Linked DNA regions of Homo sapiens: regions 2 and 3 are each linked to region 1. The links are chromatin contacts, found by Hi-C or POLR2A ChIA-PET in ENCODE. All regions are on one chromosome and are shown on one strand. The core of a region is the stretch at or near the end of the contact, and the rest is flanking DNA. Distances in the headings are between cores, read along the strand shown. Region 1 has its middle 57 kb from the start of SCEL. Region 2 overlaps MYCBP2 (MYC binding protein 2). Region 3 overlaps MYCBP2 (MYC binding protein 2).

Evidence for each region. A loop is a pair of places that touch in the nucleus more often than their neighbours do. ChIA-PET counts read pairs that join two places held with the same protein, here RNA polymerase II (POLR2A). Pooled maps may share reads with other maps.
Region 2: a loop to region 1 is called in a map of Caco-2, with 4 times the contacts of the local background. The contact joins two enhancer-like sites. A Hi-C loop is called at or near these places in 1 of 168 maps with a recorded cell type or tissue (Caco-2) and 6 of 50 pooled maps. POLR2A ChIA-PET finds 5 or more read pairs at or near these places in 3 of 52 experiments (AG04450, HCT116 and OCI-LY7).
Region 3: a loop to region 1 is called in a map of OCI-LY7, with 2.2 times the contacts of the local background. The contact joins two enhancer-like sites. A Hi-C loop is called at or near these places in 10 of 168 maps with a recorded cell type or tissue (B cell, CD4-positive, alpha-beta memory T cell, CD8-positive, alpha-beta T cell and 7 more), 29 of 37 single-sample maps with no recorded cell type and 18 of 50 pooled maps. POLR2A ChIA-PET finds 5 or more read pairs at or near these places in 6 of 52 experiments (CD4-positive, alpha-beta T cell, GM12878, OCI-LY7 and 2 more).

What each region holds. Positions count from the first base shown.
Region 1 is chr13:77,476,642-77,480,428 of GRCh38, forward strand. No RefSeq gene overlaps it. Among named protein-coding and RNA genes, the nearest start is that of SCEL, 57 kb to the right of the region's middle. RefSeq lists enhancers at 1,180-1,824, 1,825-2,467. Within about 2 kb of position 1,895, at least 20 of the 41 ENCODE cell types and tissues checked have a DNase peak (open chromatin) inside an H3K27ac peak, as active enhancers do; they include OCI-LY7, where a contact is called at or near this core.
Region 2 is chr13:77,054,277-77,058,063 of GRCh38, forward strand. MYCBP2 (MYC binding protein 2) reads right to left here. Exons shown (of 83, transcript NM_015057.5): 79 at 2,710-2,817; 80 at 1,282-1,491. Among named protein-coding and RNA genes, the nearest start is that of MYCBP2-AS1, 19 kb to the right of the region's middle. Within about 2 kb of position 1,880, at least 3 of the 41 ENCODE cell types and tissues checked have a DNase peak (open chromatin) inside an H3K27ac peak, as active enhancers do.
Region 3 is chr13:77,182,869-77,186,655 of GRCh38, forward strand. MYCBP2 (MYC binding protein 2) reads right to left here. Exons shown (of 83, transcript NM_015057.5): 31 at 3,003-3,195; 32 at 2,235-2,509. Among named protein-coding and RNA genes, the nearest start is that of MYCBP2-AS2, 100 kb to the left of the region's middle. RefSeq lists an enhancer at 1,918-1,967. Within about 2 kb of position 1,668, at least 4 of the 41 ENCODE cell types and tissues checked have a DNase peak (open chromatin) inside an H3K27ac peak, as active enhancers do; they include OCI-LY7, where a contact is called at or near this core.

The DNA of each region.
Region 1 (3,787 bases), core at 645-3,144:
TCATGCCTGACTAGCTACCTATGTAACATGACCACACTCTTTAGGAATGTACAATAATTATAATATGAAATGGTCAGGGCCATCTGTAAGGTAGTTAGAAACCATGAGGGTACACATCTCTCTTCTGGGAAGAGTAAGGAAGCTTCAGAGAGAAATTCCTAGAATCTATTCCACTGCACATTTTGACAGGGCCCCAAAGCATCCCAGACTTGCAGGCACTTTAGAATCAGAACTTTTACCCTTGCATATGACTGATTTATTTTACAATGTGTCCTGGAAGTAAGATAGTATAGTCTAGGTTCTTTCCCTGCAGTAACTGGACCAGGTATACAAAACCTCTTTGGTACTCAGAACCATTATAGCTTATGAAGACTTCTTCAGGAATATTAGAATTGCTAATTCGGGTTCTCTTGTCTCTTACAGTAAGTAGAATGACCCCAGTGAATCCAAGTGGCCAAATATTTTAGGCTTGTCTGATTCTACTGCTTCCATGCAAATCTTGTATGGAAGTGGGGGAAAAAGGCAAATCCAGGGTCACACAGATTATTAGAAAAGAGGTTAGAATAAAATGTGGTCACAAAAATCCTCATCGGATTCTTACAGTAGATCATATGATTTGCTTTTCTGTGTGCCTATATGAAAAATATGTACTTATTGACAAAAATATATGAGTAAATATGTTCAATAAATCAATCGCAGCTATGTTTTAGATAGATGATTGGAGAAACTGTCATGGACCTAAGAATCACACTTTTTCTCTTTACTGTCAACAAGTTAGGATGAATCATTTTACTCTGAAGAATAAGGATATGGTTATTTCTCATCATCGTTCAAGCTTGAGTGTGTTCAAGCTTGAGTGTGTCTAAGAGCCTTTTCCTTCAAGGAGCCAGCATGCCATCCACGGAACTCACAACACTGGTTGCCAGAGTTCTCTGCTTTAGAAAATAAAAGTGGGTTGGCTATGACTTCTGTGCTTATTCACTACACCTATGCCTAGAGTCCCTAAAGATTCTTTGGTTGCTTTTGACAATTGCAAATTGTATCTACAGCCACATTTCCATAGTCAATTCAGTGGTAGCTGATTTGAGAACTGCTTCTTGATGTACTAGCACAGTATAGAGATTTTTCTACTTTGAAATGGCTAAAAGCAAAATTATAGGCTGGAAATATGGAAAATATTGTATGATGCAGAGGACCTTAAAATGCTTTCTAGCTTTAAGGTCTAAGATTCTGCAGAGTGCTTAGAATTAATTCTTGATTGTACCCTCCCTACCTCCAGCCCAATTCTCTTTTTGCAAGGATTTTTAAAGAATCAGAGCTGAATGTTTCAATGTCTGTCACCATTTTATCTGCATTTTCACAAGCATTTTAGCGATCATGTGAGTCATTTCTTTCTCACCTCCCACAAATAGCGTGGGTTAAATGGAGCTGTGGGAATTTTTTTTTAAAGTAATAATTCTGACTTCACAATCTTTTAAAAAGACATTGCTTGCATTAAACAGACACACACACACACACACACACACACACACACACACTCAGCAAACAACCTACCAATACTGTTGCTTTTGAATGTTCTGTAAGGTCGAATGCCAATGATTTGTGTTTTGTTGTGTTACGGTTGCCCAGCCTCCTTGATCTATTGTAGGCAGGGTTAAATTACAGAGTGAATTGGGGGACTGACCTCATTACATCATCTGTGCTGAATCACTGTCCTACAACTGTCGTCCTGAAGGCTCGGGCCAGACGTGGTAGTGCTGTCTTTCATTAATGTTACATTAATATGATCAAGAAGATACTTTCTTCTCTTGCTTCTACCCCCACCCCCACCCCTCAGGTCTCTCATTTGCTAAACAATCAAATGCTTTCAAAATCCTGCAAAACAGCTTTCATTTTAAGGTTCTGATCAAAGGACTTGCATTGCAACATCCCCAGTATTTTCACTGCCCTCTAGTGGCTGTTTTCAATTACATTTTGTTTTACAAAGAGGATTGTATCCTTGTTTCTTTACCGTGTTGGGTCTCAAATAAAAAGCTCTGTATGGCAAGTCATCTTCTAAGAACGTGATGTTATTGTGTTTGAAAAGAACAAGAGAAGAATGAGCAATTTTAATCTCGATTTGGCCTCATCTTTGCGGCTGTCTGAAAACTCCAAACCTCTGAAGTGTTAAGTAAATTAACCCACATCTTCATAGCCCCCATTGGTGAATGCAATGGTTTAAGAATACTCGCTCTTTGAAGACCAAACTGCTTTTGTCTGCAACACTCTATTTAAGGGAAAACTAATTCTGGAATCCTGTCCAACCTCATAGCATTCTGAATGATTTCTACTTCCACTCTAATTATCAGCCAGAAGTATTATTTGTAATCATCAGCTTTCAATAATTTAAATAGGTAGTTGTTTGGCCAACTGTTTTTATTCAAAATGCCACAAAAGCTAAAATTCTATGTTGAATTTTATCCAGATGCTGTCTTCTTTTAGGACATGCCAGCTGAGACAGAGCAGTTGTTCATTTTTTTAAAATACCATGTCAGAAGCACATTTTTACTTCATGAATTCAACTGCAATCTAAAACGAAGACTACAGATTTATGTCTCAGTTCAGTTCAGTTGCTTGCCAAAACCAGAGGGAGGACATTTTTTTAAGAATTAATTTAATGGCCAGGCGCAGTGGCTCACACCTGTAATCCCAGTGCTTTGGGAAGCCAAGGCAGGAAAATCGCTTGAGCCCTGGAGTTCCAGACTAGCCTGGGAAACCTAGTAAGACACTCATCCCCCCTCCCCAGAAAAAGTCAAACTTGGTGGTGCATGTGCCTGTAGTCCCAGCTACTCGGGAGGCTGAGATGGGTGGATCATTTGAGCCCAGGAGTTCAAGGTTACAGTGAGCTGTGATGGTGCCACTGCACTCCAGCCTGGGCAACAGAGAGAGACCCTGTCTCAAGAAAAGAAAAGAAAAATAATTAACTCAGCATGCTAAATCACCAAACATAACCACACCCAAGCTATTTTATTCCTCAGAGACTATGGAGATGAGCTTTTCATTGTCTTTTTGAATTCTAGCAAGAACAGTTTTGGTGGTTCCTTTTTTTTTTAATCAATGAAAACAAAGCCCACTGTAAATAAATGTTTTCATGTATCACTACTTAATACTTCTATAAGGGTCCTAAATGCCTTTTGTCTACGTTTTCTTTAACACTCTTCTATACAAAGTAGATCAACCTCTTAATGTCAAAAAGAACTGAATCAGACAAAATCCAGATTTCTTAACAAATTTCTATTGTCTCAAACTTTTTTTAGTTCAATAATATTTTCCTTCTGGACAGCGAAGGAAATCCCTCTGAAATGTTCCAGAGCTGTACAATTGCAAAATTGAAAAGTTAGGTTAAAGGTTCTTCTGTGAAATTTGCTAGAGTTTGCAAGTCCCTGATTTTTTCACTGAACAATTTCAGGGAAGGTTTGTGTCTCCCTTTGTCTGGGTCTTTGTTCAAAAAGTGGCTAATTGCTATTAGCAAATGCAAATAAAAGACAGTTGCTTCAGTGCAGCTTGATTGCCAGTTCCCAGTAGGTTCCCTCCCGTTTCTAACTGTGGCTTTTCCAAGTTTTCATCCATCTCTGCAAGTCCTCCCCCTCCCCCACTCCTGACTCCCTACATTCACTGTCAGCAGATGCCCTTGTCTCTTACCTCACGGAGGAAGCAGGATCTATTTACAATAACTCCTTCAAGTTCCTTCTATTCAGTAAGCATACTTAACTTTGCAATCTTGCCCTTACCTCCTTTCTCAGGAGTG
Region 2 (3,787 bases), core at 630-3,129, 420 kb before region 1:
AAGTTATTTGGTATGTGGCAGCAAATGGAGAGCAAATGGTAGCATCTTGGGAGATGAGACTGGAGAGGGAGACTGGGCTACCGTATTATAAGTAGAAGAGTGATCCAGTTAGATTTTAGATCTAGAAGTATTAATTAGCAGCAGTGTAAGGGATGCAACAGAGGAATTAGGGGTTCTACACCCGAGCTCAGGAAGAAGGCTACTGTAATTACCAAGGAAAATGATTAGGTTTGCTGGAGATGTAATGGAAAGAAAAAAGGACTCAAGAGAGATCTGGAGACAGAATTGATAGGATTTTGTCAATAAAGATCAGAGATTGGTAAAGTCTTTTTTTTTTTTTTTGAGACAGGGTCTCACTATGTCACCCAGGCTGGACTGCAGTGGCACAAACACAGCTCATTGCAGCCTCAACCCCCTGGACTCAAGCGATTCCCCTGCCTCAGTCCCCCAAGTAGCTGGGACTACAGGCAGATGCCAACCTACCTGTCTAATTTTTGTATTTCTTGTAGAGATGGGGTTTTGCCATCTTGCCCTGGGTGGTCTCAAACTCCAGAGCTCAAGAAATCTGCCCACCTTGGCCTCCCAAAGTGCTGGGATTACAGGTGTGAGCCACTGTGCCCGGCCAAGATTGATGAATATAATACCTGACATGTGAACTCTGAAGTATGTGTGAGAGATCCAAATGTCTGGTACGCAGTTGGTTATTTGTAACTAAATCTCAAAAATTTTGGGGGGTCATAAACATATACATGGTAGGTGAAGGTATAGATGTAAAAGAGGTCACCCAAGGTAAGGAAGTATTTATTAAGTAGGCAAGAATGGAGCTCTAGGAAAACAAATATGTAAGGGGTAGGTTAAAAAAAAAAAAAGAAGAAGTAGTTAAAGATAAATGACTAGAAAGGAAGGAGGACAGAAAAAGAGTGTGTTGTCCTGGAAGCCAAGGAATTAAGGGTTTTAAGGAAGGAATGGTTAGCAGAGTCAAGTGAGAGAAGTTTATTCGAGAAGGAATTGCCCTGGGCCAACAGGTTATTACTGATGGGAAGCAGCTTGTATACAGAAATACTGCATGTTTCGAAAAGTTTGTTCAGGTTAAATAAAGAATCCCCAAACAAGTTAAGTAAACAAGTTTTACTGGAAACATTGGGAAACATTGTACCAAGCTATCTTATTTTTAACTTCAGGCTTAAGATGGAATAATTAGATATCACTGTACAATTTGAATTCTTAATCATATAGGTAAGCTCTAGTTTTTAAAACTTCTCAGTATAATTTATAGCATACCTTTCTGCATTTGTAGCACACATAATATGCATATCTATTCATTGCATAGCCAGCTGGGTCATTATAAAACCTCACACCAGGAGTTGTGATAGCTTCACTCTTATGCAGACCTTCATATTCCAATCTCATTAAGGCTTTTCTTCTGACATCCTCATAGAGTTCTTTTATTGGATCAAGTAGGTCTTTTAGTACTATGTGATTAATTTTGTTCTGCAATAAAAAATGAACACTCTTTAGCAGAATCATTTATTAACCAACTCAACAAACACTTAGCATGCACCTAAGTGCCAAGCATTGTGCTAGAAGATAACCAGACAGCACACATATTCTAAATAAAATGTCATTTGAAAAACATTCTGTAAATTCTTTAGAAGCCCATATTTTTCCAAGAGCAGGGAAAATGGGGCAAATGGGACACAGAGCATGAAAATTCCATTTTATTAGCTTTATATTTCCTGCGTCTGAAATATATCTCCTGTTGCCCTAGCTATTGTGGAAACAAAGTTACCTTGTTGCCACAAATAAGACACGCTCTGTGTTTGGTGTGTGTGTGTGTGTGTGTGTGTGTGTGTGTGTGTGTGTGTGTGTGTGTGTGTGTGTGTTTTGCTTCCTTGAGGGGAAGGCAGAACGCCAGGTGACAGAAGTGAACAGGTAGTATTTGCTGTAAAACTTTCATGTATCTATTAATATTTGTAGCACCATATGATAGGGGAGAGCAAAATACTACAATCTTTTTGATTATTCCTCAGTCTATCTAGACAATGATTGTGCTAAGTCTTTCCACATTCTACCCTTTATATTAGTTTGCAAATACGAAGATAAGAAAATAGGGAGAGCTTAATAGAACAAAAAGGGGCGATGAATTAATAGGGAAAGTACTGCCACATTCTTCAAAAACAGCTTTTTGTTAATCATTATTAGCTTGCCAAAACAACTTCCTACTTGCTGACTACCTTTGTACAAATGTGTCAAAATGCCAAGAACTTTCTCCTTGTTTTAACTAAGCTCTAAAAGAATCTGTTCTAGTGGTACTGAGGGTTCCAATTTCACTCTTTAATGGCAGGTATCAGTTTCTACAAACACCAGAGGATCATTCTTCTTTTTGGTAGCCGTTGTCATGTTATGTCAACTGAGCTCTCTAGTGGTCTGAGAGTAGAGATGCATGCCCTTTAATGCATCACGATGTTTAAATGAACTTTCTCATGTAATATGTTTAACAGAATGTAATCAGTTTTAAATGGACAATTACTGTTTTGAGATGCATTATAACAGAGAGATTATATTCTCAGGTTCCACATGAATGAGAAGGGAAGAAACTGCTAGGGGCTGGTGGGTAAAACCAAGAGATACTGACATATGTTTATTTTGAAAGGTGAAAAGAAAGAACAAAAGAAAAAGAAAGTACATGATTTCAGATTCTTTCCATACCTTGCAAATGGGACAAGATATAAATCCAAATGTTATCCTTGGGCCAAGCCATCGATTTTCTAATACTCGCCGACAGCACTGTAAGTGGAATATGTGACTACAATCCAGCTTAAATAAACAAAAGAAAAGGACATAAGCAAATATAATAATGATAAACAGTTGAGTGACTGGGAGATTATTTAATGCAAGGCACTACTTAAAGCAGGTAAGAGAAAAATCAAGAAATTTACTATAATGAAAATTCATTGGGACACTGAAATTGGGACATTATTATTTACTAAATTTCATTACAGTAAATTGGGATACTATTAACTAGGCCTTTGGCTTCTCCTGCTTTTTAACATTCATGCCACTTATATAAAGTAAGCTAGGTTAGGAAAAAAAGTAAAATTATTCAATTTTGTATCTCACAGAAAGAAGAAGAAATTACTGACTTATGATTTTCTTTTGGAGACTATTATTATCTTGGAATCATGAGAACTGAAAATATAAGCAATGGGCAAAAGTTAAAAAAACCTATTTAGTGCACAGTAACTTGTGTATGTATAGAAGTATGTATCATTATGTATAGATCAATTATATAATGTTGTAAAAATACCATTCTGGATTTTGGAAATTAAGAAGAGCCTTAGCTACTGGGGGATAATCTAATTATTTCCCCCTGGCTTCTGAATATTTTATACATTCTGTTGATTACAGAGGTTCACACAAATCACAAATTAAAGCTGAGCATGCAACATAGAAAGCACAGCATAAAGAGGCAGAATTTGCTCCTCATTAGCCTGGTACATGTATAGATTAAAAGAACACTTCTGCCTAGTGATATAAAAAAAGATTTCAATCAACTGCTTTTTTTTTTTTTTTTTTTTTTGAGACAGAGTCTCGCTCTGTCACCAGGCTGCAGTGCAGTGGTGCCATCTCAGATCACTGCAAGCTCCGTCTCCTGGCTTCATGCCATTCTCCTGACTCAGCCTCCTGAGTAGCTGGGACTACAGGCACCCACCACCACGCCCAGCTAATTTTTTTGTATTTTTGTAGTAGAGACGGGGTCTCACTGTGTTAGCCAGGATGGTCTCGA
Region 3 (3,787 bases), core at 418-2,917, 290 kb before region 1:
AGTAAGTGGGATGTTGTTAGTGAAGATTTTTTTGTAAATATCTTTTTATCAGATTTAGGAGTTTCCTTATATCCTACTTTCCTGAGAGGTTTTCATCATTGAGTAACTGCTAGTTTCATCAACCACTGTTCCTGTAGCTATATGGAGGAAATCATCAATTTGCCTTCTTTTTTCAGTTAACATGGTAAATTACATCGATTTTCAATTATTTAACTAAGTATTTCTAAGATAAATCCCACTTGGTTATGATATATTGTTTACATGTTCAATTTGGTTTGATAATATTTTTAAGAGCATCTATGTTTCTGAGTGATATTCATCTGTAATTTTTCCTTGTAGTATCTTAGTTAGGTTTTGGTATAGGATAAAGCTAAACTCATAAAATTAGTTGGGAAGTGTTGCCTCCTGTATTTTCCAAAAGACTTTGTAAAAGGTTGACATTATTTCTTTCTTAAATGTTTAACAGAATTCATAAATGACAATATTTGGACTTGAAATTTTCTTTGTGGGAAAGTTTTTGATAATTTTTAAATGGATATGAGGCAATTCAGATTTTTCTATTTCTTAATGTGTTAGTTTTGATAAAATTATATTTTTCAAGGAATTTGTCAACTTCCTCTAAGGCTGAAAAATTCACCAGTATAAAGTTGTTTATAGTGATAGTCCCTATTTCTTTTTTTTTTTTTTTTTTTTTTTTTTTTTGAGATGGAGTATCATTCTGTCACCAGGCTGGAGTGCAGTGGCACAATCTTGCCTCAATGCAACCTTCACCTCCCGCCTTCAAGCAATTCTCGTGCCTCAGCCTCCCGAGTAGCTGAGATTACAGCTGTGCACCACCATGCCTGGCTAATTTTTGTATTTTTGGTAGAGACTGAGTTTTGCCATGTTAGGCTGGTCTCGAACTCCTGACCTCAAGTGATCCACCCACCTCAGCCTCCCAAAGTGCTGGGATTACAGGCATGAGCCACCGTGCCCGGTGAACCCCTATTTCACTTTTGATTATGGTATTTCATGTTTTTTCTTTCTCTCTTCTCTCCCAGTCAGGTTTGCTAGGAGTTTACCAACTTTTTTTCTTCAAAAAACCAACTTTTAGCTGTGTTAATTTTCTCTACTTTCTATTTCATTGATTTCTGCTCTTATCTTTATTATTTCCTTCCTTCCTTCTAACTTTGGGTTAGATTTGCTTTTCCTTCTAGATTCTTAACATAGCAGCTTAGGTCACTGATTTTAAACCTTTCTTCTTCATATAAGCATTTAAGGGTATAAAGAGCTCTTTTAAGCAATGCTTTAGCTAAATCCCACAAATTCTGATATTATGTTTTTATCTTTCTATGTGAAACATTTTAAAATTTCCTTTATAACTTCTTCTTTGATCAACTGCTTACTTAGAAGTGCTGTCATTTTCCAAATGTTTGGTGCTTTTTCTGGATATCCTTTGCTATTGATTTTTACTGTAATTCTACTGTGGTCTGAAAATATATTCTTTCACATTTTAATCTTTTGAAATTTATTAAGACATTTTATGGTCTAGCATATGATCTACCTTAGTGAATGGTCCCAAATATTTCTTTTAAAAATCATGTGTACTTGAAAAGAATATGTATTTTGCAGTTTCATATCCTGTTTTGTAAATGTCAGATCAAGATGGTTGACAGTACTGTTCAAATCTGCATCGCTGATGTTTTTGGCCTAGTTCCTCTATTAATTACTGAAAGAGGAGTGTTAAAGTCCCCAGCTGTCAATGTGAATCTATTTCTCCCTGTAGTTCTGTCAGTGTTTTGCCTCAGGTGTTGTGAAACTCTGTGACTTGGTGCATAAAGGTTTACAAAGGTTGTGGCTTCCTCATGAATGAATGAACAATGCTAGTATGACTGTTCTCTCAGCTCTCTCTCCTTCCTGTTCTCACAGATGAGGGTGGCGGGGGCCTCCTGGTGCTATCCCTGCTCTCCCCTGGTCACTATGGTTCTTTTCCTCTCTCCCTCTCTCAGAATCACTCACTCCAATTCAAAAACCAATCAGCAACTGCACAATGTGCCTACCAATTTTGTAACTAAAAGATGATGAAGCAGATTTAAAAAATTTTAAACTTTGCTTATATAAGTCATGTACACCGAATGATTTCCTAATTTATCTTTTATACAAGTTAAGAAGATATGGCAACTGCAATTTATTTTCTTGAAGAGTATTAAGCAATATATCAGATTTTCAACTAACATTTTACAAACTTAAATTACCTGATCCAAACAATTCAGCAGATCACAAAGGCAAGCCCACTGTAAGGCAGGAGTTGGGTAGAAAGAATGAAAGCAGGCAGTGAAAGTATTATGACATTCCTGAAGGACAGCTTCTAGAAGACTCAAGGGTTGACTGAGATATCCTTGAGGATCATTATCCAATTTCACCATGCAGTGATCAACTCCTTCTGATAAAATTTTTCTTAACAAAGTTCTGGTTTTTCCAATACACTCTGCTAATTTGCTAGTTTCTTCTACAACTGCTTTTCCTGTAGCTTTGAGGGGGAAAAAGCAGATTGGTAATTAAGCAAAATATTAAATATGCATGAAAACAATCAATATAATTCAGTAATTCCCTATACAGCTAAGTATCACAAGTACTAATATCTTAGAAATGAAACAACTTAGAGATTAAGTGTAGTCCCAATTTTTAATCTAAATGGAAGGGGGAATAAAAACCTAGTTTCAGCATTTAAGTCCAAATTGCTTGTTCAAAATATTTCTATTTGACAGAATTTGTTTAAAATTAAACTTTATTAGATTATTTAACTTTGGCCCACTATTACTTTTTGTATCAGAATGACATGTAATCTATTTTACTCTTTATAAGCAAATACATAAGCATCATAGCAAGCTGACTTTCTCCCCTCATTTTAGAAGCAGCTTAAATGCAGCTGGGGGGCATAAACTCTCAGTTATCTCAAAGTAAATCTTCTCAATGTCTCTAATATTTTCTCCCTATAGTCATTTAAAAAAAATGCATCATACCTGACACTGGGTAAATTTCACAGGTATAGACACGCAATAACCTCAGACAACAGGTACCCACAAAGCGCAGTCTCTCTAAATCTAGGAGTGTAGCTGTGAACTGGAATCCTTTTAATCCTCTAAGTTCTTCAACTCCTAAGACTAAGGTGGTCCAGCTCCAGTGAAGAATACTCAACAATGACTCAAAACATTCCTAATCCAGAATATGAAAAAACAGACAACAATTAATTCAAATGATACCATAAACGGAATCAAATGGAAAGGCAATGGTAGACAACTTCAAAACTTTCTTTTGAATTTTTTTACTGAGTTTTTTAATTGAATTTTTTTTACTGAGCCCAAGACACTTTTATAGTTCATTTATTAAATTACCCTCAACAGTAACTTTGAAGTTTGTTACAAAAAAGGTAAAGTAGTTAAGCATTTCTAAAAACAACATTCTTCAATATTTACCTATTTAAAAATAAATTTTTCAGTGTTCCTGCTACCCAGCTATCTAGCTTATCATATAAACAAGGGAAAAATGAGAAGCACTTATAAAACAATGCATGTTTACTTGAAAGAAAAATAAAGCTTTTTACAGTCACTGTAGTAAAAAATAAAATAGAGTTTTAGTGTTAGATATCAGTAACAGTATCAAATAACTTATTTTATGTCTATATATTAAAATTTGCAATACAAACTACAGTCAATTTTTGATAAATACATTAATAGAAGATAAAAATTGACTAGAAAATACTAAAAAATTCCTATTTTGATTATTTAAAATTCTAGCATATGAGTTT